Linked DNA regions of Mus musculus: regions 1, 2, 3 and 5 are each linked to region 4. A link is a loop called in an ENCODE intact Hi-C map of the cell type or tissue named here. Cell type or tissue: heart. All regions are shown on one strand. Each heading gives the region's core, and the rest is flanking DNA. Links, peaks and the distances in the headings are about the cores only.

Region 1 (5,828 bases), core at 357-5,356, 100 kb before region 4:
TCTGTCCTCAGTCCTCAGTTAGGCAGTCCTTGTCACTCCATGCCTCTTCATAGCAGAAAGTTCAGCCAACCATCGTTGTGCCTGTGTTTAGAGCAAAGAAACACAAGCCAGACCAAACTGTAGGTTAGGATGTCAGTGCATTAAAAATCAAACAAACAAATGACAAACAAACAAACCCACCCAGTGCCCACAATCACTGCCTGGCTTCCTCTGCCTGAATTGTGGATTCTCTCCCTATTTTATAGGTTTAGTTTTCTGGAATGTCTAAAATCAGATAGATGTATTTCTTTATAACTGTAGTTTGTTTCTATTCTGATTCACTGTGTCTTAAGTTGTGTGGCTTGCTTTTTTTATGAATTTTATCTGCCTTTTAATCTCTATGTGAAAATAAACACCCATCTACTCATAACTTCAGTTGTGGAAGAGGGGCCCCACTAAGAGAGTTCATTCAAGTGCTCTGAGAACAAAGCTACAGCGAGCCATGGGCGTTTGATTGGTTCAGCCTGCCTCTGGTTCTCCTGATCCATGCTGCTGTTCCTTTCTCGTTGTTTCCCACAGGAACGCGTTCCTGAAAGGCAGAGTCAAGGGAAGGAATTGAAAGCCCAAAGACCATTTTCTCTCTGTGTGGCAATTGCTTCTCAAAGCCCTTCCAGAGACATAGAAGCAGCAGGGAAGAGGGGCCTGTTTTCATTTTACCAAAAGAAATCCTAGATCTCCCCCAAGGCATCCACCAACCCCAGGGGATAAATAGCCTCCAGCGAGTCGAGTCAGCACCGTGAGTGCGTACTGAATGCCTGCTTTGGACCAGGCACTGCAGAATCACCCCACACAGTTGTAGACGATTAACAGGTGTGCCACTTCTTTCAAGGCACACACATGCTGGTCACCACCTGTGGATGTCTTGCTTGATGGTCCCCCTCAGCCTCAGGAAGCATGTGACCACAGCGAAGGCTTGGCAAAATCTCCTGAAAGCCTCCAGAAGAGCACAGTTCATTGTGGACAACCGTGCTGGGGGCACTGGGAAACTGCTTCCTCCCGCATCCCCATCCCCCGGATCTAGTTGGCTGATGCTATCCTGCTACTTCACCTATTTATTTATTTATTTATTTATTTAAGTGTCTCATCTTCCAAAACGCCCCTTTGAGGTCAGGAAATAGCTCTTTCTCGGGCATCCCCTTCTGTGCTGGATAATTTTTGTCATCTTGACACAAGCTAGAGGTATCTGAAAGGAGGGAGCCTCAACTGAGAAAATGAATCTATAAGATCAGGTTGTGAGGCATTTTCTTAGTTATTTATGGGGGCAGGGGAGAGAGACAACCCATTGTGGGTGGTGCCATCCCTGAGCTGGTGGTCCTGGGTTTTCTAAGAATGCTGGCTGAGGAAGCCATGAGGAACAAACTAGTAAGCAGCCCCCCTCCATGGCCCCTGTACCAGCTCCTGCCTCCAGGTTCCTGTCTTACTTGAGTTGCTGTTCTGATTTTCATTGAAGATGAAAGCAATGGTGACCCTGACTAAGGCAGTGTTCCCAAAGGATGGGTTGCAGTAGTCTCTCTCCCTTTCCTCTCCAATAGCATGGGAGCAGAAGATGCCATGAGCGGATGTGTATTGGTGACAAGGGTCAAAGCCTTCCTCTGCTCCCTGTGCTGAAGTTATCAGTGTGTGCAAAAACTAACAACTGCACCTCTCCCTCCCAGGATGACGGCAACTCGAGGATGCGCCATACTGAGCCCTTCTAAGAAAGCCAACTAACTTGCCCCCCACCTTGCTGTACTTAATAGAGGTGCTTGTCTGTGTGTCTGTCCTTTCTTCATCCCCTTATTGGTCCAGTCAGGTTCTCAGGATCAAGCCTTGTGGGTACAGGGAACACAAGGAGTTGACCATTTTATTTACCTATAGCCACATGACTTAAGTAAAGCTGCAAACTGTTCGTTTCCAGGTAGTGTGATGACCTTTGACCCTGTGGAATACTTTCTGATTTCGTCTGCACAATAGAGGAGCAGCCCCTCCCCAGTACTGTAAACACCTGTAGCTGGTAGAGGGTCTGGGCACAGCGTCCACATAGACTGCCTTGCAGGAGAGATGGGGCTTCCGCCTGCTTTCATAACCTTAGAAAAGCTTTCTATTGCATCTATTGATTGTGTGGTGGGGAGAGGAGATGCCATGGCTCACATGTGGAAGGCAGGGAATGACTTTCAGAAGTCAGATCTCTTTCCACCGTGTGAGTCTTGGGGATTAAACTCAGGTCTCGGGCTTGGAAGCAAGCAGCTTTGCTGTCTGAGCCATCTCCTTGGCCCTGGTCCTTCATATCATCCTATTAGAATGATATGAAAGAAATCAGGTAGGAAAAGGATAGGAAAGATTGGGACCATGCTAGACCCTAGCTCGTTTCCAAGACATCATAATAACTCCAGGGTTTGGTGGGTCTAAACATGTAGATGGTAGAATTAGAGAGGCAGGGGCACGACAATTTGGGCTTCTGGTTAACAAAATATTTACAACAGGCAGGCGGCTTCACAGGGGTTGGGGTGGAGCTGTCTGGGCCATCAGGCTGGAAGCAGGACCCTTGAAGCAGCTGATGTAAGAATGTAGTGACAAGTTTCAGCCCTCAGGGGAAAGAGAGAGAATTCTGGCAAGGAGGAGGCCGATGGCGAGACTCCAAGACAGGCAGCTGTGGTTTGGGGCTGGGTTCCAGGGTGAGCGGGGACCGGAGTCCAAATGTGAGCTGAGCAGGTGCCCAGTCATATGCCAGGCTTGGCTCCAGGAGTCGGCAGAGTTTCTGGAGCAGGACATGTGAATGCCAAAGAGTTCTCCTTAGGCACCCCCACAGCTAGGCTTGGGGACACAAGACTGGCTCCTCCTACCCAGTGAGAGGCAAGGGTCTCACTGTGTGATAGAGCTAAACCTGGGTAGGCCCAGCTGGGCACTCCCAGCAGGTGGGTAAGTTACATAGGTGTCCTGAAGTTGAGTGATTACGTCATCACTCCCTTTCCACCTGACCCTCATTTCCCCCACTTAGGCAGCCATTCTTACAACCGGGAACAACTGGGGTCTTTAAAAGATGTCAGTAATTCTGCCTTAAATCTCTGAATACAGAAAGAAACTATAGATAGTAGACATGTGCCTGAGTACCCTGAGATGTAAGCTTACCTGGGTCTCACATACATGGCGGCAGCTGAATTTCTAAAAACCTATATTGAGATCCTGGGTTTTTTTTTTTATTTGTTTTGTTTTTAAGATATAGTCTTCAGGTCTTACTATATAGCTCTGGCTAGCCTAGAGCTTACTATGTAGAACAGGCTAGGCTTGAACTCATGGAGATGTGCCTCAGTCTCTGAATTCAGCTAGGATTAAAGGTGTGTGCCACCTCACATAGCAAAATCCTACTTTTGTAAATAAACCCTCCTAGGAATTGTCAAGATGACAGTGCCTGACAGGACACATACATTCTAATTTTTTTTTTTTTTATTTAATTGTAGACATTCAAAACTAAGTATCCTTACTTTATCATCAAATACAGTTGATTTTGTGTCCTTTAACTCGTTCTGCTATTTGCTTTGTTTTCAATAATGCAATAATCTTAAGAATGTGTGTCTCATGAAATTTACAATGATTTGGAAGATATAATGTTTTATTCGGAAGGATAAAGTAATCAACAGTTGGGTTTTCTAGCACTTTGAAAGAATGTACCAGCAAAGTTTATGAACTGACAGACTCCTGAGTTACCAGGAAGCAATCTCTGCTGTAATAAATGCCATCCTGTCTTAAAAGCCAGCTGGAGTTCTGAGCCCAGGCTTCACCCTCTGTCGTGTGGCAGCTAGTGTTGTCCTACTGTGTAGGAAGGATTTCATCTCAATCCTTCCTGCTAGAAACTTCTGGAGTCTCACTGTGACAGCACCTCCCACTTGGCACTTATCCTCCGGGCCATCCTTGCAAACACACCTAGGAATATTGGCTACATCCTCCCTGGATAATTCTCACAATAGTTTTGCAGTCCTTTATCTGACCTACTTGGTCAACACGGCGCCTTGACTCACAGATATCGGGTAAGAGAAAGGCCTGCAGCGTCACTGGGCCATTCCTCAGGGTGGGGCAGGAGAGAGATGCAACTGGATCTGCCCCTTTCATTGGGAGCATCAACTCCTCAGGGTACTCAGAGTGAGCCTGGGCTCCGGCTGCCTGAGGAGGGACGAACCTCGCCTGGTCTTCCCCTTTGCCTATAGCCATCCTCCCTGTGGTCATCATTTTTTTTTTTTCCCAGACAGTTTCACTTTATAGCCCTGGCTGTCCTGGAAGGCATGCTGTAGATCAGGCTGGCCTCCATTTCACAGAGATCTGCCTGACTCTGCCTCCTGAATGCTGGAATTAAAGGCGTGTGCCACTACTGTCCAACAATGGTAATTCCTTAAGTTATACTTTCTATTTGTGTGTATGTGTGGTGTATGTGTGTATGTGAGTTGTGTGAGTGTGTATACGTGAGCTGTGTGTTTATCAATACGTAAGCAGTAGAGGCCGGAGGTCATTAGAATGCTCAGCGCCACTCTACCTTACTTTTTGAGACAGGGCCTCTCCTTGAACCTGGAACTCACTGATTCAGCTGACTGGCCAGCAAATATAACAATCAATTATCTGATTCTGTCCCCTAGTTCTGGGGTCACAGATGAGTCTTGTTGTGCCTTGCCTTGCCGTGGGTACTGCAGGTCCAAACTCAGCTCCGACCTTTCACACTAAGTACTGAGCTGTCACCCCGGCCTGAAGGTTTATTTTTAAGATGTACTTTAGGGCTGACAAAGTGACTTAGTGAGTAAAAGTGCTTGCTGCCCAAGTGTGATAACTGAGTTTGACCCCCAGAGGTGGAAGGAGAGAACTGACTCTACAAGCTGCCCTCTACCCCCCCCCCCCACCACGTCTGCCACGCATGCGCACACTCACACATGCGCATATCCACTCAGTGCATTCCCCCCCACTCCCACTCCCTACCCCCCACGCATGCCCACACATGTTCCAGGCCAGTCAGGCTATATAAATGACACACTGTCAACCTAACCAAAACATGAAACAAAAGTCCACACGTTTTGCTGCGTTCTAGCAGTGATGCGGCCCCTACCACAGCTTTGCAGTTGAAACAGCAATGACCATTGGCCTAATTTTACATTGACCTGTGTGTGCTCCTGCACTCGTTTGAGCATCTGGGAGCATTTTGCAAAAAAGACAAGTGATTTCTTCTTTTAGTTTTATGAGACACTTCCGGGGCACACCAGAAGTAGGAGACCTTTAGCCCCACTGCCTTTCCCAGAGACTTTTTCTAGAAACAGTTTCAAGGGATTTCATCCATAGTCCGCATCTCTACCAAAGGGCAATTGAGAAAGGGAGGCCAAATAAAGGAGGGGAGACAAAGCAATAAAAGCTCTTTTCTAACCAGTCTGCCAGCGTTTAGATGCTGTGTGGTGGTCCCTTCTCCACACCCCCTGGATGCACACCTGCCTGTCACTGCTCAGGGCAGAACTGATACACTGGCGAAATGGATGGAACCTTCCGTAGGGATGAGTGGGATAGATTCACCAGGAGATAGAGGCCATTCAGTCCCATCTGCAGTGTTCTGGGACTCTGGAAGGTCATGCGCCCAGGACATGGAAAGAGAAATTTGGGTCTGTATTTGAGTCAGCATGAAGTAGCTCTGTCATTTTCTAATTCCCATTTAGGAGCATCGGGCAGCACCTAGAAGTGATGGGAGTCTGTAGGTGAGGGCTGTCTAGCATTAGCATGTAATTACCATAGATTAGCATATCATTAGCATGCCACTATTACAGACTTAGGATTTGCCTGGTGCC
Region 2 (5,828 bases), core at 317-5,316, 540 kb before region 4:
CTCAAAAACCCAAGTTCATGGTTTCCTCGCAGATCCTGGCTGTGCGCCCAGTGTTTAAAAAGTACACATTGCTTTTTTCTTTTCTTTCTTTTTTTTTTCTTTTTGATTTCTTCAAGACAGGGTTTCTCTACGTAGCCTTGGCTGTCCTGGAACTTGCTCTGTAGACCAGGATGGCCCTGAACTCATAGAAACCCAGCTGAATGTATTTCTAACGTAGATTTCCACAGAGTGAAAATTCCTCTTCCACACGGAAGGATCGAGGCACAGAGATAGAAGGAGGAGCAGGTTCTCAGTTTGGCTGCCTACTGTTCTGGGCCTGTAGTGAGACAACACATCAGGGCAAGTGCACATGGCCTAACAAGATGCCCGTTCACGGTGGCCTGGCAGCAAAGGGAGGAAGAGGTGGAGTTAGGCTACCTTCAAGGCCACCCACTCAGGACTTAACTCTCCAATTAAACCAGCCCTCCCCCCCCCCAAAAAAAAAAGGTTCACCACTGATCTCCTGTGCTGGTTAGCCATTTGTCATTGTGACACAAACTAGAGTCATCTAGGAAGAGGGAACCTTCATTGAGAAAAAGCCTCCCTTGGATTGGCCTGTAGGCAAGTCTGTAGGGGCATCTTCTTGATTAATGGTTGATGTGGGAGGGTCGTCCCACTGGTCCTGAGTCCTGAGCAAGCCAGAAAGTAGCACGCCTCCACGATATCTGCATCAGTGCCTGCTCTACGTTCCTTCAGTGATGGCGCCATCCAAGGGCTGTAAGATGACATACCCCACCCCCCACCCCCAACACACAAGATGCTTTCTTTTGTTTACGGTGTTCATCACAGCAACTTGTTAATTGGAATGGACCAGGCTAGGGCAATTCTAAGGACGTCTCCAGTCTGCCTTTTGGGGTCCTGTGTCACAGCTGCTGGGAAACATGCTGAACACCCATGGGCTAGGAAGTGACTTGTGGCATGGTCACTCTAGAGAAAGCTCAGATCACTATTGAGCTCAGGCCCAGAGGGCTAGTAGGGAAAAGAGGTTATTGTGTGGGGGCCCGGTTCCCTGCCCCCGCCCCCCGGCTTTAAGTCTCTGGTCTTTAGAAATTCTGCCAGGCTGTGGAGAGTGGAGGGGCAGGTCCGCAGCCAGGTGCCCCCGGTGCCCTCCCTGGTCCTGGAGACTGAGCTACATTTCAAAAACCCAAACTCAAAAAGAACGCTGTCAGACCCGGGAGCCTCCTCCATCCTTCTAGCTTTCCCCATGAGCCTGGGTGGGTGGGGAGGCAACTCATCGGCTTGACATTATCCATCTCCTCCTCCTCTACTAGCGTTTTTCCGGGGACGGCAAGAAGCGGTACTGCCTGATGACAGAGAGTGGGCCACTGCGGTGGCAGCTATTTCATAAACAAGCTGGCTTTGGCCTGGAGGAGAGAGAAATGGATCCTAAAAGACTATTTGTGGTTCGCAGCACTCAGGGCTTAAAGGCCGCCTTCTGGCCTCTCTCGAGTTGAGTGATGGAGAGTTGCTTGGAAGAGGGCGCCTGCTGAGCCAAGTGGTTCTGAGATGGATGAAAATGTCAGCGTGTCCACATTGGGAGGGGCTGGGGGAAAGAAGGAAAGAGGCCAAGGGAAATCGAAAGAGCCTCTTCTTGGTACAGTGAAGTTCCTTTGTGAATCGGGAGCCCGACCCACTGTGGCTGGGGGAGCCCAGGCCTGGCCCATTGCTTAGCAATGGAACTCAATGCTGTTACTCGATGTTGCTAAAAGCCATCCAGGTGAAAACTTACAATCGAAGGCAGGTGGTAGGAGGCAAATGGCTTCGGCTGCATCTCATCGCTGAAATGCGTGGTGGCTAAGTGGAGGGGAAGGCTGTCTCGCTTCTATAAGCAGAAAGATACCAAACATTCCCCTGGGAAGGAAAGTGGATCTGTTGGGACCTTTATGTTTGGTCTAAGTCTGTTGCTAATTTATTTATATAGGTATTCAAAATAGTCAAAGTGGTTAGTATGGGTTTCTCTTGAATTTATTCTTTGTAGAGACTTAAGAACTCAGCGCCCTAACCATATAGGCGCCACCCAGAACTCTTTGTCTAAAACCCCTTGTACACACATCTGCTATTACCCCATAGTGCCTCCTGTGGCTGTCTCACTGCTGCTCTTTCTTTCCCCAAAGGAAGGAGGAAGGCAGCCACGATACAATTGTGGGGGGTTCTAGACGAGAGGGTGAACAAATTGAGACTTACTACCTGAAACCACGTCCCAGGGGTTCTGACAAGAACAAACATAGAAAAGTAAGAGATGAGTCAACTCTGGTATTCCAGCTCTCACGCAAAATCTAACAAACTTCACAATCCCTTCTCCGAGGCTTTCTAGGAGAATTAAACTGGGCAATAAGGCAGCTTATTAAAATCAGAACAACTAATAATAACCGGTGGTTTGCACTCTATCTGTATCTAGATAAACGTGGCAAGGAATGACAAAATGTCTGTAACTGAGCAAAACAGTACAGTAAGTGGCTGTTTTTCCCTTTTTGGATACCATACTTCTAGCTGCTGCATGTACTCTGTGTGTAAGAAAAAACATTTCGCCGGGCGTGGTGGCGCACGCCTTTAATCCCAGCACTCAACTCTGTATGAGCATCCTCTGTTTCAAAGGGCGGGCCCTGTCAGTTTGGATGATGTGTTTCATTAGACGGCCAGCAGAGGGAGCTCGCTTGCTACCTGAAGAATCCAAGGTAAATTGAAGCACAAAGAGGCTTGGACGGGAAGATTTCAGGGCTGGAGGCTGAAAAGGACCCTGAGACAGGGGAAGGGGAGCAGGGCGGGGCGGGGCGGAGAAGCTGAGGCTCGCTGGAACTGGACGATGGAGAGGCGCTCATGGTTGGATTTCAAATTCTTGACTTTGTTTTTAGGTCTAGTTTGCTGTTGCTTAGTGGATAACTAAGTGCTCAGCCCACCCTCTCAATTTGTCCTGCTCCTGGGGTCCTTAAGCAACGACCAGCTACAAACCATGCAACCATGAATGACGCGAGCAACCCCGAGTGTGGGGGTGTGTATCCACAGAGGAGAGCAGTGAGCGAAATATACCCCAAGTAAGCATGTGTTGCAAAGAAAAAAAAAAAAAAATCTGACTAGAGGCAGAGAAGGGGCCAGTGGATAGAGGCCGGCCCAGAGAACTGACTGCCTGAGTTCCATCCCTGGTGACAGGAGGTGACAGGAGAGAAGTAGTGACTCCAGAGGGCTGTCTTCTGACCTCCACACCTATGCCATGTCACATGGGCCTGTGCACACAAGAAAGGAAGAGAGAGGGAGAGAGAGAGAGAGAAAGAGAGAGAGAGAGAGAGAGGCAAAGGTACTTGCCACCAAGCTTTACAACTTAGTTCATCCTGAACTCACAGAGAGAAAACTGATTCTGAAAGTTATAAATTGTCTGACCTACATACATATACCATGGTACCTGCATCCCCAGTGAACACACTACACACACACACACACCACACACACACACACCACACACACACACACACACACACACACACACACACCCCATGTGAGTAAGAAAGTAAAAAGAATTCAAAGTAGGTAGCTTTTATTTTGAAATATATGCTAATTGCTTGCCTCTCGTCTAGCATGACTCACTGTATTAATTATATATTACTGTTACAAAATAACCCTCAACGGTAGTCTAGGAAACAACAAACACCATCTGTGAGTTTTGTAGGTCAGGACCTAGGGTGGTGTCAGCTTGGATCTCCCTTTTAGCTTTCAGTGAGGTATCATCTGTAATCATGTTACTGACTGGGCTAGCACAGCCACTTCTGGGATAGCTCCAGCAATTCCCCAAGCGGAAGCAGGATTGCTGAGATTGAGGTAAGCCTGGGCTACACAGTGAATTCCCAAATAAAACAAACAGAAAGAGGAAAAAAAAAAACAACAAACAAACAAACCAGCATCCCAGAGATTTAGTTCCTATGAGCACAAAGTCTCCTTCTGTGGACTAGGAGACTTCTCTCTCCCTCTCTTTCTTTTTCTTTCTTTCTCTCTCTCTCTCTTTTTTAAAGATTTATTTATTTTATTTATATGAGTACACTGTAGTTGTCTTTTTTTGTTTGTTTGTTTGTTTTGAGACAGGGTTTCTCTGTGTAGCCCTGGCTGTCCTGGAACTCACTCTGAAGACCAGGCTGGCCTCAAACTCAGAAATCTGCCTGCCTCTGCCTCCCAAGTGCTGGGATTAAAGGCGTGCGCCACCACTGCCAGGCTGTAGCTGTCTTCAGACACATCAGAAGAGGGCATCAGATCCTGTTACAGATGGTTGTGAGCCACCATGTGGTTGCTGGGAATTGAACTCAGGACCTCTGGAAGAGCAGCTCAGGAAGCAATTTCTTGGAGAGATTTGTGTTGGGAGCATGCCCTTTTTAAAAAAAAATTATTTATTATATGTAAGTACACTGTAGCTGTCTTCAGACACCCCAGAAGAAGGCATCAGATCTCATTATGGATGGTTGTGAGCCACCATGTGGTAGCTGGGATTTGAATTCAGTACCTTTGGGATAGCAGTCAGTGCTCTTAACCGCTGAGCCATCTCTCCAGCCGCCCCCCGCCCCCCCCCCCCCGCAATTTTTAAATCAAAATTTATTTTATGTGCATGTGTTTTGCCTGCATGTATATTGTGTACCACTTGAGTACCTGATGCCCTTGGAGGTCATAAGGAGACATCAGATACCTAGAACTGGTACAAACGCTTGCGGGTCAGGGAATTGAACTCAGATCCTCTGTAAGAACCACAAGTGCTCTTTAAAGTCCTGGTGAGTCCTGTCTGTAGCAAAACACAATTATTATTAAGCACATGTATTCTTCGATCATGACAACAATGTATTAAGAAGAACAAGTCGCCTGCCTTTGGCTGGGAACATTCCCCTTGTTTCTTTCTGCATGCTAATGTCATCTAGCACACGGAGAGTTATACTGCACAATGAAAATCAACACAAGTCCACGTCTGCATCACTTTTGCTGTATAATAAATAACTCAAGTCTTTCCGTGGATGACCAGACACTGGCCAACTCTGAAAGATAGCTGGGGTAATTCTTATATTATTTTTTCTCAAGGAATCAAGGTTCTAAGCCCCCCCACAATGGAGAAAGGCGATGAACTCAGTTCTAACCTGAGTGACCTTGCACGATATTAAAAGCAAAGAGAAGGGCTCCGACAATCACTCAGCAGAGAGCCTTAACTTCTGACAGCTGAGGTGGCGCTCAAGCATTAAAGAGCTGTGCCGCGGATCCCAGCACAATAGAGACTCTGCAGCACTTCTGAGAGGGAGGGGGGGGAGAGGGGAGAGGGGAGGGGGAGAGGGGGAGAGAGGGAGAGAGGAGAGGAGAGAGGAGGGAGAGGGAGAAGGGAGGAGAGAGGGGGAGGGAAAGGGAAAGGGGAGAAGGAGAGAGGGGGAGGGAAAGGGGGAGGGGAGGCAGTCAGCTTCAGGACCGCAGTGACCCTCAGTGGAAGGTGCTTGCCAGTCGAATGCTGTGTCAAGAAGGCCAAGTTTGCACTGGGCCTGGCAGTTTATCCTAAACCGGGAACCTCGCGGAGATCAGCAGGGCTCCTGCACAAGCGGACATACAGATCCACAATTCCTTCATATAGAAAAAGCATCACGCTTACTAACATCATGGAGGGAGCTGGTTGTTGTTTTTTGAGGATAAAGATTAAGATCAGAGCCTGGCGGTAGTGGCACACGCCTTTAATCCCACCACTTGGGAGGCAGAGACAGGCGGATTTCTGAGTTCTTCTGAGTTCGAGGCCAGCCTGGTCTACGGAGTGAGTTCCAGGACAGACAGGACTACATAGAGAA
Region 3 (5,828 bases), core at 576-5,575, 97 kb before region 4:
GACACCCTAGGGAGTTTTGTCCATTCTTGAAACAGCAACAGTGAGTTCTGGCCTAAATCACGTGTCCAGTTTTTAAGTTAAAGCATATCTTAAACTAACCCAAACCATATTGTCCAGGAACTGGGATCCAGGGCAGATAACCCATCTCTGCCTTTGGTATTTAGCTTTCTTGATCAGTCTGATATGCCCTAGAATCACCAGGGAAGAGAGTCTCATTGGGGGATTCTCTACACGGGGTGGCCTGTGGGCAGGTCTGTTGGGGATTATCTTAATATGTTAACTGATATGAGAAGACTCAGCCCACTGTGAGCAGCAGCATACCCTGATCAGGGGCGCTAAACTCCATAAGAGTACAGAGGTAGTGTTAAGTCCCAGGGAGCAGGCGAGCATGTGTGTCTGCTTTTTCCCTCTGCTCCTGACTGTGGCTGGGATGTGACTGATGTGACTAGCTGTTTAAAGCTCCTGCCTTGACTTCCCCGCAATGACGGATCATAACATGGAGTTGTAATAGACAGTCAAATTCCCTTTTCTCTAAACTACTTCTTAAAATGTTTTGAGATTATAATTACATTTCTCCTTCCCTTTCCTCCCTACAAACTCTCACTCACCTTCAAATTCATAGCCTCTCCCCCCCACTTGTTATTGAATATATATGTATATTCCTAACATTCCTAAATAAAACCTGTTTAGTCCATACAGGGTTGCTTGTATGTATGTTTTCAGGGCTGACAAGACGTTGATTTTTATTTTTATGTGCATGGGACTTTTGCCTGCACATATGTCTGCCCACCACATGCGTACATGGTGCCAGTAGAAGCCAGAAGAAGGTGTTGGATCCTTTGGCACTAGTGTTCCAAATAGTTGTGAGATGTCATGTGGGAGCTGGGGATTGAACCTGGGTCCTTTGGAAGAACAACCAATGCTCTTAACCATTGTGCCATCTCTCTATTCCCAATGTTGCTTTTTATCAGGGCATTTTATCACACCAGTAGAAATGAACACTTGGCAAGCAGCTATATATGTCTGTTTTTAAAATCCATACTATACTTAGGCTGTATGTAAATTAGATTTTATACATTATCATGTGTTTCCTGTGGCTCATTCCCAGTTAATATGAGAAAGAGCAAGGATTCTATGCTAGTGATTGTAAAGACAGACATATGAGGAGGGAAGGAAAGGTTATACAGTGGCCCTAAATATATAAAAGTGAGTGGATCAACTGACCACGTTCATTAGTGGTGAAAAACCAGAGATGACCTGGTAGAATAGTTTGGAAGATACTAACTTTCTTTCAAGTCATTTTTTTCCCCCAACCAGAAACGTTCATTGTAGGGGATCAAAGTATTTCTGCTTCTGGTTTGGGTGGATAAACAGGGAATGGATTTAACCCCCTGCCTTTCACAGCTGAAAGTCTGGAGAAGATATAAGAAATAACGTTCCTCAGATGTTACCAACAGGCAGCACAGAATCATGATGCAGGTGAAGAAAGGGTGAGCCTGTAATTGCCCCAGCTCGTGGCCTGAAGGCAGCTTCCAGGCTGGTGTCCAAGGAAAAAGAAAAAATGCTCAACACTCAGACTGGGTTGGGGGTGGGTGGGTGTAGACATCTGGATAAAAGTGGTACCTGAGCCACCAGAACCATGGAGGTGCAGAGAGAAAGAGAGGGAAGGAGGGGGGACAAAGGGAGGAAGGGAGGAGAAGAGGAAAGGAAAAATATCTCTATTAAGGGAGAGAGGAGGAGGGAGGAGAGAAAGATAGGCAGGCAGGCAGGCAGGCAGACAGACAGACAGACAGACAGACATCTGCAGAAGGATCTCTTTGGCTGAACACTGATCTATGTCACACAGGCTTCAGACACTTTGTTTCCACCAGCCAGAGGAGAAAGCTCTAGATCCCCCAGGAAGGGAACTCTCCTTATTCAGTTCACCATGATTATATAGCTAAACGACTTCTGAACCAAATCTCATTATGGCGAAAAGCCTTGAAAAGACCCACTATGTCCAGAAGTTAATGCTGTGCTGGAATAAAGCCCAGTAATCGTTAAGAGAACACGACAAAACCCAGCGACTACAATGTAGAATCATAATGTTAGGCATTTAGTCAAAAATTGTCAGGCAGAGCTTGAGAGGTGGTTAGTTAGGTCAAGGCGCTTGTTACCAAGACTGGTGGTCTGACTTCTAGTCCCAGAACCCACACCGAAGAGGGAAGGAAAGTATAGAAATGGTAAATTAACAGACAATAACATTGAAGCATCTACTTCAATGATTCACTTTATATACGAGAAAGAGGCGACGATCAGGACCACAGTGAGAAGAGAAATGGCCGGTACAAAAAGAAGCAGCTGCGACATAAAGATGACAAGCACTATATCTGAAATGAAAAATTAGGAATAAGTAGCCAATCAAATGCCACAAAAGAAAAGATAAGTAAGGTGGAGACAAAGTAACAAAAAGACAAGTGGAAAAGAGGCGGTCAGGAAGCCCGAGAAGAATGAAGTGATTGTCACTGCACTGCCAATCTCATATTCAGGGGGAAGAAAATGGTGTGGGAGAAAGGAGAGAGACACTTTAAGACAGAATCTACTGAAACCCTTCAACTTTAATGAAGACCATCAAAGGAAGCAACCAGTCAAGCAGAGTTTAACGTTTAAGAAGAGCATAGCAAGCTGTTGACAACCAACAGTGAAGAAAATCTTAAAAGCAGCTGGAGAAGAGACTCACACAGGAGTAACAGCACAGTCGCAGCAGTTCTTGTCAGGAAGTGCCTGACAAGTAGTGAGACCACTACGGAGCCTCCACTCCCACCTTCACCCCCCACCCTTTTTTTTTTTGGCCACTGTGATAAATAGAGTTTAAAGAAAATACCGATTTTGGCTCATGATTTCAGAGGTATTAGTCCATGTTTGCTTGATTCTAGATTTTTGGGCCTGTAGTGAATCCATCCATTATGACGGAAGGAAGTTGTTCACTCTATAGTGGCCAGGAAGCAGACAAGAGAAAGGGCCAGGCATAGGACCTACCCTTCCAATGAACACCCTCAGTAATTGTCCTGATTATTTTTTTGTCAACTTGACAAAAGCTAGAGTCCACCCATCAGACTGGCCTGTAAGACATTTTTTGTTAAATGACTGATGCAGGAGATGTGGGACTGGGTGGTATCAGAAAGTAGGCTGGGTGAATACGGTTTTATTGCTGTGAAGAGACACCATGACCAAGACAACTCTTAGAAAGGAAAACATTTAGCTGGGGCTGGCTTACAGTTCAGAGGTTCAGTCCATTATCATCATGGCAGAAAGCACAGCAGCTTGCAGGCAGACATGGTGCTGGAAGAGCTGAGAGTTCTACATCTTGATCTGAAGGTAGCCAGGAGGAGGCTCTCTTCTGCACTGGATGGAGCTTGAGCCCCTAGGCGCCCTCAAAGGCAACCTGGACAGAGACATATTTCCTCCTCCAGCAAGGACACGCCTATTCCAACAAGGCCACACCTCCTAATAGTGCCTCTTCCCATGGGCCAAGCCTATTCAAACCACCACAGCAAGCCATGGAGGCCAAGCTGGAAATCAGTGTTCTTCTGTGCCCTCTGGTCCAGTTCCAGCCCTGGCTTCATCTCATAATGAACTATATGCTCTGAACGGATACAAACTCTTCTCCAAATTGTTTTTTTGGTCATAGTACTAGGAATCAAACCAGGGAAGTGACCTACTTCCTTCACCCAGGCCCTACTATATGATGGCACCGAACTATGACCCCATCAAAGGACAAATCCACTGATCCAGACAGAGGCCTTATGATCCAACGGTCTCCACGATGGGATCCCTAGTAGAGACCAACCTTCAAAGCACAGAGCTTTTTAAGATCCTTCACATTTGAACCATACAATGGATTATCAACTTTAAAGTAATGGGAGGGGAAAAATCTATTGTGAACTTTTACATTCAATAAAAATGCATTTTAAAAATAAAAGTAAACTTTAAAAAGTTTCAAACAAAAGTTGAACAAATCCACAAGTTTTGTGTAGTATAAGAAATATTATACTACATGGGATCTTTCAGGCATTATGTAACTAACCTCAGAAAAAAATCTAGGCAAATGATTGAACATGTCATCAATAGCAAATGGATGAATACTTTATTTTAAAGGATTTGTAATCTATTATAGTATTAACATATCCTAAAGCCAATGCATAAAAACAGCATAATGATATGAATGAAGAAGTAAAAGGGTACTTTGTAAGATTTCAGTCTTATTATGTGCAACAGTACTTTTTGACATTAGGTTGATATATGATATAAATTAAAAATATTACATGAAAATATATTCTGCAAAATATATCACATCAATGAAGTCCTGTAAAGATCCAAAATTCAATTTCAATGGTTTTATTATTTTAAATTTTTGTGTCTTTTACTCTGACTTTAAATCCTGACCTTTGTCGTTTCAAAATTTAACCTTCTTTTTCTGGTTCTGCATCTGTTCCTCTTTTATTAAAACAATACCAAATAAAACAGCAGGGGATATATTTTCAGCATCGTGCTGGTCTCACCCAGCTAAATTTGGTCTTGTGGAATTTGTTGGTTAGGACAAACGATGTGAGAATTCCTATGCTTGAAGTAATGCTGGCGCGGGGCCATTTCTATTTAAAATGATGCATTTGGAACAAACTGTGTTTACAAATGGCTTCTGTCTCCTACAAACAGCACAGCTTTCTGGTAGGAAAAACTGTGCAGGGTCTTTGACTTGAAGCCCCATCCACCCTCCACAGCAAAGGAGAGAACACACATTTCCCTGGTGCCCTTCTTCATTCACTGTGGATCGAATAGACTTCTGGAACTCACTGTGGAAAGTTTGCTTACTTACCAAGTAGCCGTTCTTGCCAGATGAGCAGGCCTGAATACCAACCTCTCTATTTTTTTTTTTCCACCAGTGCATCTCCCTATTTGGAGTTCAAGTCAGGAGGATCTCAGCCATCAGATTCAAACAAGGTCTGCAAATAGGGGGTGGGTGACCCGATGGTAGAAGACTGGGTCGAGTTAATATGGCTTCGTGGTCAACCTGAGAAGAGGTCAGGAGATCCAAAGACTGCCTCAAGTCTGTCGTTCACAAGACCAGAAATAAGAGCAGTTCCAGTTGCCTGGACTGTCTTCTTGCACTGGGTCAGTTTTGTTCTTTTCCCTAGATGGACCCCATAGTACTGGTAGGACATTGAATTTATTTGTTTTGGACATATATTAATGTACTTTAGAATGGCTCATGATAGCTAACCATATTGCCATTCATATTGTGGATTAGGATGAGTTAGAGTATGTAAGTCAGGACTCTACAATGACAACTGGTACAGAAAATAGTTTAGGTAATTCTGATTTGGGAAAACACTGAAAAACTTTCAGTTTAAAACTAAAAAATCTGGGTTCAGAAGGATTTTTTTTAAAAGGGTGACACATGAATTTCACATGAGAATACATAAATAAAATGGTCTGTATAGTATGGCAACAAAAATTTTCAGCCTAGCAGGGATGGTTTTGTGTGTGTGGGGGGGGGGGGGGCTGGTTACCAACAGTCAGGAAGGCTGACTCCTCAGCCACGGTGGGTGAAGCTGAGGAGACTTCATTTGCCTCCAGAGCCCACCTGGCAATTTGGAACACAAGTGACCTCTGGGCAGGGGAAGCTGACAAGAGCAGCCGTGCCTGGAAGTCAGCGTATGCAGGACGATGACACCTCTGTCAATCCAGCCAGCCAGAGAACTACTTCTTGTCACCCAGCGGGGAAGAGATACCAGGTTGTAACTCTTCCAGAAGATGAACGAAACCATTGGGATACCAAAGGCACAGAG
Region 4 (5,828 bases), core at 328-5,327:
TACTAGCCAAGCCCTAAGACCACAACTTCTCTTCCCTCATTTGTCAGATGGGGACAATTATAGCGCCCACTTTACACAGTTGTGGGGATTAAGTGAGCTGAAACTCTTAGCACATAGAACAATGGTGTAGTTATAGAGAGCATTAAGCATGAGCTGTTATTATTGGTGAGATCTGGAGGGAGATATGGGGACTGAATCCAGGGCTTTCTGTATGCTATAGAAGTGCTCTACAATGGAGCTACATTCTCATCCCATGACTAAAGCCTTTAAAAAAAACAAAACAAACAACTAAATAAACATTTTTGGGCGGTCTTACACCAGAGCCCAGATTGTCCTGGAACTCACTATGTAGTCCAGGTTACCCACAAATTTGGGCACTCTTGTCTTGGTCTCCTGAGTACTGGAATAAGATATCATCTCAGCTCTTGACTTAAAACTTTTTTTCTTCAAGTTATAGGTATATAACAGAAACTAGAGTAACAAGGACTCACTATATAGCCTTGACTGGCATGGAACTCATTATAAAGACAAGGCTGGCCTTAAACTCGGAAATCTGTTTGCCTCTGCCTCCCCAGTGCTACGACTAAAGGACTGAGCCACCATGCCCAGCTGGCTTTAATCTGTTTGAAACCTCTCTTTTGAATTTCTCCTCCCAATCAGAACCCAGTGGGATGCTGGGTTATCAGAAGGAACACCTGCATCCGATGAGGCCCTTTCTACACGGCTTTCCTTTTCCAACTTTGCATAAGGCTTTCGTGTGCTTTACTTTTTAGCTGTATCATCAAAGTGATAGCAGGCATTGCCTTGGCCAAGGGGTGACAAACTGCCATTTGCCATGTAAAACTTTGACTTAAGGCAACGTTTTGAGATCTAAGGGACATGTGGTTTCTCACTACAGTCCAGAGAAACGTCTTTCTGTCCATCTACATCCTTCTGCAGCTTTAGTCCATTAGGGCAGCTTCTAGTGTCTATTAGAAAAACTGCTGAAAGAGCATGTCCAATATGCATTTCAGAAAGTGGTGAGTCACTTGCAACAAAAGCTGCTGGGGGTTATGTTCACAGACACAGGTGACTTCCAGATAGTGCAAGACAAAAGATCTTTCTTTCTTTCTTTCTCTCTCTCTCTCTCTCCCCCTTTCTTCCTTCCTTCCTTCCTTCCTTTTTCTTCTTCTTCTCTCTCTCTCTTTTTTGGAAATACAGGTCTCCCTATGTAGCCTGAATGACCTAGAACTTAAGGTCCCCCTGCCTCTACCTCCTCAGAGCTGGGGTTACAAGTTATGCCACCATACCCAGTGAAATGATTAAATTTGTAAAATACTCAAATGGCTTCAGTTGTTTGAAAGTACAGGTATTAACATACTGAGGCACAATGCAGTTTTATGTTTTTCAAAATGACTTATCATAATCTATTACTTCCAGAATTTGTGAGCACATACTTTTTACCTAGCAGAGAATTCTATATTAGGAAGTGGACAGGCTGGTGAAGGCTTGTAATTACAACGCTCCAGAACCTAAAGGCGGGGTACAGTGAGTTGAAGGTTACTCTTCCATCTCTATTGAGACCCTCAACTCATTTAAAAAAATCAAAATAATGTGAATTTCACCTGTTTTGTAGGGGACATGTATGAGGTGGCACGTGTGAGAGTTTGGTACAGACCAGATAAAGGATGCCAAGATGTCAACAGTATATAGGTGACATTCAAACTCTTAATGTACAGAATGAGGGGTGTTAAACTGCTGGTAACAGTTTTTGGTTTTCTGTTTGTTGGGTGTTATCCTTCAGAAACGAAATTGGTGATTTCCCGAGTCAGAGGTCTCTCTTCTGATCAATTTGTATCCCTGAAACCTAAACTAGAACAGAAACAAACCGCTCTCAAACAACCCTTTTCACCTCAGCTTAAAAAATTTCCTGGGTGAGATTTACATTCTTGGTTAGAAGCAAAGCCCTGCTTTGAGAGGTTTTGACATGTAATACTTCGGAGGCAGCTAACAGAAAATTGTCTCCAAGCAAACCTACCTAAATCCATGAAATCTAGTTTTAGTTAAAAAGAAAAAAGGGGGGGGGCACTTTACCAGTCTTTTTGCTTTTCTAGCCCTAAAAGGCATTCTTTACAAATTTCCTTTAAATTCCACTAAAACCAAGCCCTAACCTTTTACCTCTCTAAGGGCCACAGCAAGGACACAAAGACAATAAATGGCTGGAGGGAAGCTCCACCTGTTGGTTGGTTAGCTGGCAGGGCCGGCTAGCTTCTTCCCACCCGATAAGGAAGGACAGCAAGGATCACTCCCTTTTGTAAGAGCCTTCCCTTGGAGGGGCTTGGGAGATTCCCTGCAAACATCCGTGCCACATGCTAGCAGTCTCGACCCTGCCCGTCGAAGGGCGAGGGACCGCGTGGCAACTACCACCGCTCTGCACAAAAGGTACCACTGCTGTGGGGGAAGACACCCGATTCTATCGGGGCATCCCCGGAAGGGGCGAGGGCGGTGCGGGTCGAGGGGGAGGCCAGGTTGCTGCTTGGAGAAGGAGGAGGAGGAGGGTTCCGCCACGCGCCGAGGAAGAAAGCCTGACTCATGTCGTGGCAGCAGCGGAGGGCTCCTGGGAGCTGCAACTCGTGATGCTGCTGTTGCTGAGGAGAAAAGCCTCATTACCCGTTCCGCAGGCCGGGGCGGGGGAGCCACCGCCCCAGGGCGCGCACACCCGAGACCTAGCGCTCCGCACCCGCCTCGCCGCCGGGGTCCGCGTGGGAGACAGCAGCGGACACGCCTAACCTGCGCGCACGCGCGCGGCGTGGTTCCCCCCCCCCCTCCCAGCCCCACCCCAGCCTCTCCACGCGACCCGGATTCGCTCGCTCGCGCGCCCGAGTGCCCCACCCCCCACCGCCCTCCGGCGTCGGCGACTCCGCCGGCCTTCGGTAATTTCCGTGGGAGACGGAGCCGAGAGCTCGGCGCGGACCGAAGACAGGCCACCTCCCCTGGTCAGACCCGGCTTTATGTCTGCAGCGCCGGCGCGCACGCGCAGACGCCATCTTCCCTCCTCTCCTCCACGACCCCTCCCCCCTGCCACCTCCTCCTCCTCCTTCTCCTCGGTCAGAGCTCGACCCTCCTCCTCTCGCGCTGGGGCGCTGGTCCCTCCTCTCTTGATGCCGCGAGAGACCAGGGGATACGGAGCAGCCCGAGAAGAGCACTAGTAACAACCATCACAGCCCCCTCCTCGCCCGACGCCCTCCCACTCCCCCGCCCCGCGCCGCCACCGACCAACCCCACCTCTCATTTCTTTGAACGGCGTCGGCTGCAGCCGCTGCACCAGCCCCGTCTGGCCGCCACCGCCGCGAAAAGGAGCCACCGCCGCCCGCGGCCCCCTCCCTCCCTCTCTCCCTCCCTCCCGGTCGCGGGAGCAGCTCGGTGCCGAACCAGCCGGCGGGCCGAGAAGAGGACGCGAGCTCGCCCCTCCGCTCCCGCGCACGTCCCGCCGCCCGCCGGAGCAGCCCGGGCGCCGGCGCCCTTCCTCTCCGAGGACGTGTGGCGAGCCGAGCGCCTGCCCCGAGGGAGGAAAATGCTCGGGCTCCATGGCTGCCAGTGATGGAGCGGTCCCTGGGCTCCCGCTGCTGCTGCCGCCACCGCCGCCGCCGCCGCGCCCCGGCCGCGCTCCGCGAGGATCCGGCGTCTCTGCGCGCCCGCCCGCGCCTCGTTGCTGGGCTCACCGTACCGGGCGCCCCGCCACCGCCCCGCTCGCAGCCGCGCCGCCCGGGCCCCAGCCGCGGCCAGCCTTTCCTCCCGGAGCAGCCGTCGCGAGCCCAGGGGGTTTGAGAGGGGCCGCGGGCCGTGGGGGGAGGCCCGAGCGGGGCCGGCCGCGCCGGCAGGGGAGGTTGGAGCGACGCTGAGCTCAGGGCTCGCCGGCGGCCGCGGCGCCGGGGGTGGCGAGGGCCGGGGCGACCGCTCGCTCCGCGCTGCCTCGGTGCAGGACGAGCGGAGGGGCTTTTGCAGCGGCCGTCGCCGCGGGAGGAGGGGGTTGAGCTGGCTCCGGAGTTGGCCAAAGAAGGTGGGCATTTCTCGCTTCTCCTCGCCTCCCCCGCCCCCTCCTGGGCTCCCCTCCCTCCCGCCCCGCACCCCACGTGAAGCGGAATATAAAGGGGGGTGTGTGACTGGAGGGGGAAGTGAATGGCGAAGGACTGAAGGGGTCCCCCTTCGGTTCCCCAGCCACCTGGTTCACCCGGTTCATCCTCCCTTCCCGAAGTTAGCCCTCGAAGGCACGAGCAGCCGGCGCCTTCGGCAGAGGAGGAGGAGGAGGAGGGATCGCGTCGGGCGGAGCTTCAGGTCCTGTTCGTCTCTCCGGCTTCTCCATACAAAGATTACGGTGCAGAAGGAAATTGCACTTGCCTCCTCCGCCCCCCGGTACCCAGCACAATGCACCAGCCGCCGGAGTCCACCGCCGCGGCGGCCGCTGCTGCAGACATTAGTGCTAGGAAGATGGCGCACCCGGCAATGTTCCCTCGAAGGGGCAGCGGTGGTGGCAGCGCCTCTGCTCTCAATGCAGCAGGTACGGGCGTCAGTGGTGCTGCTCCATCTTCTGAAGATTTTCCTCCTCCTTCGCTGCTCCAGCCGCCGCCTCCTGCTGCATCTTCCACGCAGGGACCCCAGCCTCCGCCTCCACAAAGCCTGAACCTCCTCTCGCAGGCTCAGCTGCAGGGACAGCCTCTTGCGCCAGGCGGAACTCAGATGAAAAAGAAAAGTGGCTTCCAGATAACTAGCGTTACTCCGGCTCAGATCTCTGCCAGCATCAGCTCCAACAACAGCATCGCGGAGGACACCGAGAGCTACGACGATCTGGATGAGTCGCACACGGAAGATCTCTCCTCTTCCGAGATCCTCGACGTCTCCCTTTCCAGGGCCACTGACTTAGGTGAGCCTGAACGAAGCTCCTCAGAGGAGACTCTGAATAACTTCCAGGAAGCTGAGACACCTGGGGCAGTCTCTCCTAACCAGCCCCACCTTCCTCAGCCTCATTTGCCTCACCTTCCACAACAGAACGTTGTGATCAATGGGAATGCCCATCCCCACCACCTCCATCATCACCATCACCCTCATCATGGGCACCACCTTCACCATGGGCACCATCATTCATCACATGCTGCTGTGGCCGGTCCATCCATTCCCGGAGGGCCACCCTCGAGCCCAGTGTCCAGGAAACTCTCTACAACTGGAAGTTCTGATGGTGGTGTGCCAGTCGCACCTCCTCCTGCAGTACCATCGAGTGGCTTACCAGCATCAGTGATGACGAACATCCGTACTCCAAGTACTACAGGAAGCCTAGGTATAAATTCGGTTACTGGCACGAGCGCTACGAATAATGTTAACATTGCTGCTGTGGGTAGTTTCAGTCCCAGTGTGACGAACAGCGTGCATGGTAATGCTAATATAAATACAAGCAATATCCCTAATGCTGCTAGCATAAGTGGTGGGCCTGGAGTTACCAGTGTTGTTAATTCGAGTATCTTGAGTGGCATGGGCAATGGTACCGTTTCTTCCTCTCCTGTTGCTAACAGTGTCCTTAATGCAGCTGCAGGTATCACTGTGGGAGTGGTTTCCAGTCAGCAGCAGCAGCAGCAGCAGCAGCAACCAACAGTTAACACATCGAGGTTCAGGGTTGTGAAGTTAGACTCTACTTCTGAACCCTTTAAAAAAGGTCGATGGACTTGCACAGAATTCTATGAGAAGGAAAACGCTGTGCCAGCTACAGAAGGCGTGGCCGTCAATAAAGTGGTGGAGACGGTGAAGCAAACCCCCACGGAAGCATCGTCCTCGGAGAGGGAGAGCACTAGTGGGAGTTC
Region 5 (5,828 bases), core at 365-5,364, 59 kb after region 4:
ATGTTTCACAGCAACAAATGGCAGGAAGATTTCATTTTGCATCCTCTCTGTTTCACTCTCTTGAAGTATTCAGTCCCCGGGTCCCCCACTCTGGCTTTGAAAGTGACCCTCATTAGCTAGTCTTTCTGAACCAGTGGTATGTTTTTGAAATGTCTCCTAGGAAAACTAATAAGAAATCTAGTATTTACTACATACGGCTTTGAGGGTTTTTGTTTTGTTTTGTTTTGTTTTTTAATTGAGAAGACCACTCCTATTGGCAGAATTGTTGGACGGTGAAAGGCCGAAATAACTCAATCGGCTGTAAATGTCAGGACGGCCGCCCCTGCTGTATTTGGAACATTACTTAAAACCTTCTTACAAGTATGTGTATGTCTAGGTCGTGCCAACATCTCTGGATCATGTCCACCGTCACTGCCTCCCGCCACGACTCCCCAGGATCCCTCCCTCATATCTCCGAGTCCATTCCTTCCTTTCATAATTTTTTAATGAACGTACGTTTTTGAAAACCATCGAGTCCAGCTAGCGCCATCCATGTGTGCACAAGTGTGGGCTCATCCACTGGAGAATGCGGCTCCTCACCAGTGACCATCCTAGAGAAAGCGGCTCTCCCAAGGCAGTAGCTGCTTCACTAGGGGCGGGGCCTCGGGAGCCCCTCCCACCTCTCGCCGGCCTTCTGATCTGGCTCGACCTTGTGCAGATTGAGTGTTCAAGCGTGCAGCAGCCACATCGTGACCGGAGACTCTGCCCTGCGATCTGTCCTTACATCCTTTCCTCCTTGTGTCCCGTTCATGGCTGAGGGCTCGTGGTAGCTTCTTAGCGGCACTGTGAACAGTCAGGCATAGATGCTTCTCTGACTAAGGTTGGGAGCCACGCCAGGCTATGGATAGAAATGTTTAGAAGGCAGTTTGGTAAAGTGATCATGTAGAAAAACAACAGTAACAACAGATACCAGTAGATTCTTCCTGGCCTGTTACATCCCTAGATAAGGATTTTGCCTAGGTCTATAGTATCAAGTATGAACTCCCTCCTGTGGAGCATGCCAGCATCAGTCAGGATTGCTGTTGCTTACCCTGATAGACAGTCTTGTGGCTACACCCCCACTTGATAGTCTTTCCTGACAAGCGCTACTGTAGCAAGTGAGGGTCCAGCACTGAAGTCAGGGCACTGATGTCTTTCTCTGGCTGCAGTCCGCCTTGCCCCTTCAGCACTGTGACAGCAGGGACTTTCCGGGCAGTTTCAGATTGATCTGCGTCCTGTGGAGTTTCTGCAGCACGCTATCGCTGCAGAGCTATTGTAGGTAGGTAGGAGCGGTGACGGGAGCCTGTGCTGCCTTGGGTGTCTCTGAGACCTGTCTGACAGTAACACTCGGGGAGGAGATTCCTGCCTACCACTGAAATTTTCGTTTAGTAATTCATGTCCTTCTGGGAACAGCAATTACAAATGTAGGGTACTTCTGTTCAAACTCTCCCTTGGAAAAAGATTATATTTTCAGTGTGGTTACCAACTAGTGGGGTTTCAGATGGGCTTCTACGAAAATGAGAATGCTGAGAACTAAACGTTTAAGCAGGAATGGGGAGGGGATGGGAGAGGGCTTAGCTTTTGTTTAGTATTCTGTTTATATTACTTCCCCCCCCCCCAGCAAACTTGTACTTGGAATGTTACTTAAAACCTTACAAGTATGTGTATGTCTAGGTCGTGCCAACGTCTCTGGATCACGTCCACCATCACTGCCTCCCACTACGACTCCTTAATGACAAACAGGCAGAGCTCCCATTCTCTTAAGTTTTATTTTCTGTCCGTCGTCCTGTGATGTCATGTAAGTGGAGCACCATGTGTCTTCTGTGGTTTCAAGACACATACCCCATGGTGAGCAGCCTCTGTTGACTTACAGTGCCGTGGGAGGCACCCCTCAGCCAGTGTCAGTGTGGTGCAGTAGCAGTCAACAACTGGACTAACTTCTAGAATGGTGTGTAGTTGCCTCATGCTATCAACATTCCGTTGTGTTTGCTGTGATTATTACAGGCTTAGCCATTTCTGTCATTAGCTGCCTTTCCATCCTAGACTAACAAGAAAGAAATGCTCAGGCACATTTCTTGCCACAGACCAACTAAAGTTCTGTGCACGTCTACATCAGTTGGAAGCTCTTGGGATGGGTTAGTGGGGCAGGGGACGAGGACTGTGTGGTATACTCTGCAGCTTGCAAATGATCATGTTCTGCATAGTCCCATGTAGAAATGAAATTCTTATAGAAGGAACTGGTTTCAAAGAAGATGTTAGCATTTCTGGAATTGACGGGAGCTATCTTCCGCCTGTGAGGCTGAGTTGAGGGCGCTTCAGTGCATTCATGCACTTTCGGCTTTACCTGCTCATACTCTCTCCGTTCTTACTCCATTTTACTCTACATGTACTTTAAATTTAAAGTTTAGGTTAACAGAGTAAGGTCTCATCACGGCCTTTTCACACACAGATGGCTTTCTACTCTAGGCATTGCTTTTTTAAACGTGGAGCTTTGTGGCAGCATATTTCTTATATTTAACATTTCCTAATTTTTTTTATTAAAGCAATGCATCTTAAAAATAGCTGTAATGGGTGTATAAAGTGCCTGTGTATTCAGAGTAATGAAAGCAATGTCCTAAAAATTACAAAGTATTACATAAATAAAATCATTAGGTAGCAGGGGTTCTACATATAGAAATAAGTTGTAGGATATGGAAGGCATTCTAATAGGACATGGTGTGTTGGCGCCACCTGCTGTCTTGTAGGCATAATTTCTTCTTGGTGTACATCTGGATCTGTTTTTTTTTTTGTTTTTGTTTTTTGTTTTCCCCTGAAGCCTTGTCCCATAGCTGGGGCATTGCTGTGGGGACTTTCATTTAGTCTCTGCTGTGTGGAATCTGGGTGTTTGGCTGTTCTAACGACAGTGTCTGTTCCAGGTTAGCCAGTGTTTGGAAGTCTGACTTCAGAGTAGTCCGAGGAATGTTCTTGATAGCTTTAAAACTTACTGATCATGCTACCGTTCACACTTCTTGGTTTAAAACACTCAAATTGATCATGGTGACAAAGACTACTGGATTAAAACGGGCTGAGCGAGGTTATTTCGAGTTTCTTGAGTTCATTTGCTGCCTTTTTCACTTCTCATATTCAGCATTTCTGGGTCCTTCCATATACTTTGGTTTAGAGAAATAATCTCAAATTCTCAGGCTAACCAAACTTCGGTATGTTAACATACAATTTATGTAAGATTTTGTTAGCTTGTTCTAGCCTTTTTAAACCTCAAGGTTAGCTACATTTTGTTTCTTGTGTTTCTTAACACATTTTGTAGTTTTATTCTACATGAAAACTTATTGTTGCTACCTTGGTGTACAGGTCTGCCCAGTATTGAGTGCACAGTAATTATGGGGGAGCTGTGTCTAAAGTTATAGTTGTTATTTTATTGTTTTAGAATTTAACTTCTTAAAAAAAAAAAGATTTGTTTATTTATGAGTACACTGTTGCTGTTCTCAGATACACCAGAAGAGGGCATCAGATCCCATTACGGTTGGGGTTGGTTGCAAGCTACCAAGTGGTTTCTGGGAATTGAACTCAGGACCTATGGAAGAGCAGTTAGTGCTCCTAACTGCTGAGCTATTTCTCCAGCCCCCAGAACTTAATTTCTTTTTTCTTTCTCTCTCTCTCTCTCTCTCTCTCTCTCTCTCTCCTCTCTCTCTCTCTCTTTTTTCTGAGACAGGGTTTCTCTGTGTAGCCTTGGCTATCCTGGAACCCACTTTGTAGACCAGGCTGGCCTCGAACTAAGAAATCCACCTGCCTCTGCCTCCCAAGTGCTGGGATTAAAGGTGTGCGCCACCACTGCCTGGCTAGTGATGTTATTTTTATTCTCCATCTTAGAAAATACATTAGAATGATTTTAACTTTAACTTTGATTGGTCAATGATGATTAATTTCTTAGTAAGATGTGTTTAGGATAATTTTTTTTAATTATTTATTTATTATATCTAAGTACACTGTAGTACACTTCAGACACACCAGAAGTGGGTATCAGATCTCATTACAGATGGTTGTGAGCCACCATGTAGTTGCTGGGATTTGAACTCAGGACCTTCAGAAGAGCAGTCAGTGCTCTTAACTGCTGAGCCATCTCTCCAGCCTGAAAAGTCTATTTTTATGCTAGCTTTAATTATTAAGTATTAAGCGATTATACTTTAACATTGGCTATGTTTTTAAACTTAAGGATTATCTCTGAGTAGAAGGCCTCTATTATTTGTTTTTACATGTGTTTATTTTTATCTTTTTTTAAAATTTATTTTATGTATATGAGTACACCATTGCTCTCTTCAGATACCAGAAGAGGGCATCAGACCCCATTACAGATGGTTGTGAGCCACCATGTGGGAGTTTGGAGTTGAACTCAGTACCTCTGGAAGAGCAGTCAGTGCTCTTAACTGCTGAGCCATCTCTCCAGCCCCCATGCGGCTTCTTTAGTGGGTCTCACTATAGCCTAGGCTGATCTAGAACTTTATGGTCTGTCCGCCTCAATCTTCCAAGTGTTTGGGGCTATAGGTGTGCAGTACTCACCAACAGCATTTATTCACAATGGTCGATGTGTCGAGTCATGTAGTTACGAATACTCTTTTGTAATAAATATGTAGCGAGGAGATGGCACCAAGTTTGCTACATAGACACAAGAACCTGAGTTGTGTTTCCCAGCACCCACATAAAAGCTTAGAGGGTGGAGATGGCCAGATCCAAAACAGTGAGCTCCAGGCTCAGTGACCCTGTCTCAAAGAATAAGGTGGAGAGTGGTGGGGAAACAGGTAGTGTTGATGTCTGTCCTCCCCACGACATGCGCAGGGAGAACATACCTGTGCATACTGCACACATACATACATACCTCCCCCACACGCATACTGTATTCACACATACATACCACAAATACACACATATCAAACACACAATTAAAATATAAAAGTAAAATACTAGCGCACACGATCATTGCTTTTGCATATTGACGATTTTTAGATAATCAACAAAAAAAGGAGAGTCAACTTTAATAGTTACCTACATATATTATGTTACAAATTTATACTTTGTCCACGGACGTAGAGCTAACACTTGTGTTTTCTGAGGCGATTTTGATGGTTTGGTCCTTGGGTTCTTGGAAAGAAGCTGCACCCGTGGCTTTACGGTTCGCGTACGGTTTGCTTCTGTGGTTGCTGAAGTAGGAGCTGGGTGGACATCAGTGCCTCGTTTCCTGTTACACCAGTGATCACATCGTGGTTGAGTTTGAAAACCCTAAATCTGTTTTGCCCTCAAGCTCTGTTAGAATATTAATTTTCAGTGACTGTATGATCTATGTTTTGGTGGCAATTGTCATCATCGGCTTATTTGGGACACTGGGTCCTTTTCCCTCCTCCCTCCTCCCTCTTCTCTCCTCCCTCCTCCATTCTTTCCTCTTCCTCCTTTCTTCCCTCTCTCCTTCCCTCAACTTCTCCCTTCCCTCTTCCTGTCAGCTCTTTTCTCTTTTCTTTCTCCCTCCTCCCCTCCTCTTTCCCTCCTCCCTTCTTTACTTCCCTCCTCCCTCCTCTCTCTCCTCCTTCCTCCCTCCTCTGTCCTCCCTCCTATTCTCCCTCTTCATGTCTTCCTTCCCACCCTCCTTTCCTCCTAATCTTTTCTCCTCCCTCCTTCCCTGTTAGATTTTCTCCTCCCCAAGTCTTCCTTCATTCCTAAATCCTTTTGCTGTTTACCACTAGTTTTCCTCTCGCCATACAAACACATTTCAAGGCCTGCGGAAACTCTCACTGAATCTCTCTGAGGTCTAGGGTTGGGTAGAT

What was found. Peaks named below come from ENCODE experiments on the same cell type or tissue, not always from the same donor. Only the 100,000 strongest peaks of a DNase experiment are listed, where the experiment ranks them.
Region 1: it touches region 4 in a loop (1.9-fold over the local background); 5 of 42 quality-filtered maps call a loop at or near these places.
Region 2: a loop joins it to region 4, with 2.8 times the contacts of the local background. A loop is called at or near these places in 2 of 42 quality-filtered maps.
Region 3: it touches region 4 in a loop (2.0-fold over the local background); 5 of 42 quality-filtered maps call a loop at or near these places.
Region 5: it touches region 4 in a loop (3-fold over the local background); 11 of 42 quality-filtered maps call a loop at or near these places.

What each region holds. Positions count from the first base shown.
Region 1 is chr14:76,307,799-76,313,626 of GRCm38, forward strand. No RefSeq gene overlaps it. Among named protein-coding and RNA genes, the nearest start is that of 2900040C04Rik, 59 kb to the left of the region's middle. In heart, for the core only: no CTCF peak of the experiment used is centred there; a DNase peak (open chromatin) is centred at 2,623; H3K4me3 peaks cover 390 bases; H3K27ac peaks cover 598 bases.
Region 2 is chr14:75,873,826-75,879,653 of GRCm38, forward strand. No RefSeq gene overlaps it. Among named protein-coding and RNA genes, the nearest start is that of Gm52138, 14 kb to the right of the region's middle. In heart, for the core only: CTCF peaks have their summits at 2,671 (motif pointing right) and 2,871; a DNase peak (open chromatin) is centred at 2,686; H3K4me3 peaks cover 642 bases; H3K27ac peaks cover 367 bases.
Region 3 is chr14:76,314,036-76,319,863 of GRCm38, forward strand. No RefSeq gene overlaps it. Among named protein-coding and RNA genes, the nearest start is that of Gm41215, 57 kb to the right of the region's middle. In heart, for the core only: no CTCF peak of the experiment used is centred there; no DNase peak of the experiment used is centred there.
Region 4 is chr14:76,411,679-76,417,506 of GRCm38, forward strand. It overlaps Tsc22d1 (TSC22 domain family, member 1), which reads left to right and starts at 4,143. Exons shown (of 3, transcript NM_207652.3): 1 at 4,143-5,828. The coding sequence starts at 4,405. In heart, for the core only: a CTCF peak has its summit at 2,232; DNase peaks (open chromatin) are centred at 2,963, 3,883, 4,053, 4,923 and 1 weaker place; H3K4me3 peaks cover 3,500 bases; H3K27ac peaks cover 3,070 bases.
Region 5 is chr14:76,470,855-76,476,682 of GRCm38, forward strand. All of the region lies in intron 1 of Tsc22d1 (TSC22 domain family, member 1), which reads left to right. Among named protein-coding and RNA genes, the nearest start is that of 4930444M15Rik, 47 kb to the right of the region's middle. In heart, for the core only: CTCF peaks have their summits at 2,749 (motif pointing left) and 3,505 (motif pointing right); no DNase peak of the experiment used is centred there; H3K4me3 peaks cover 240 bases.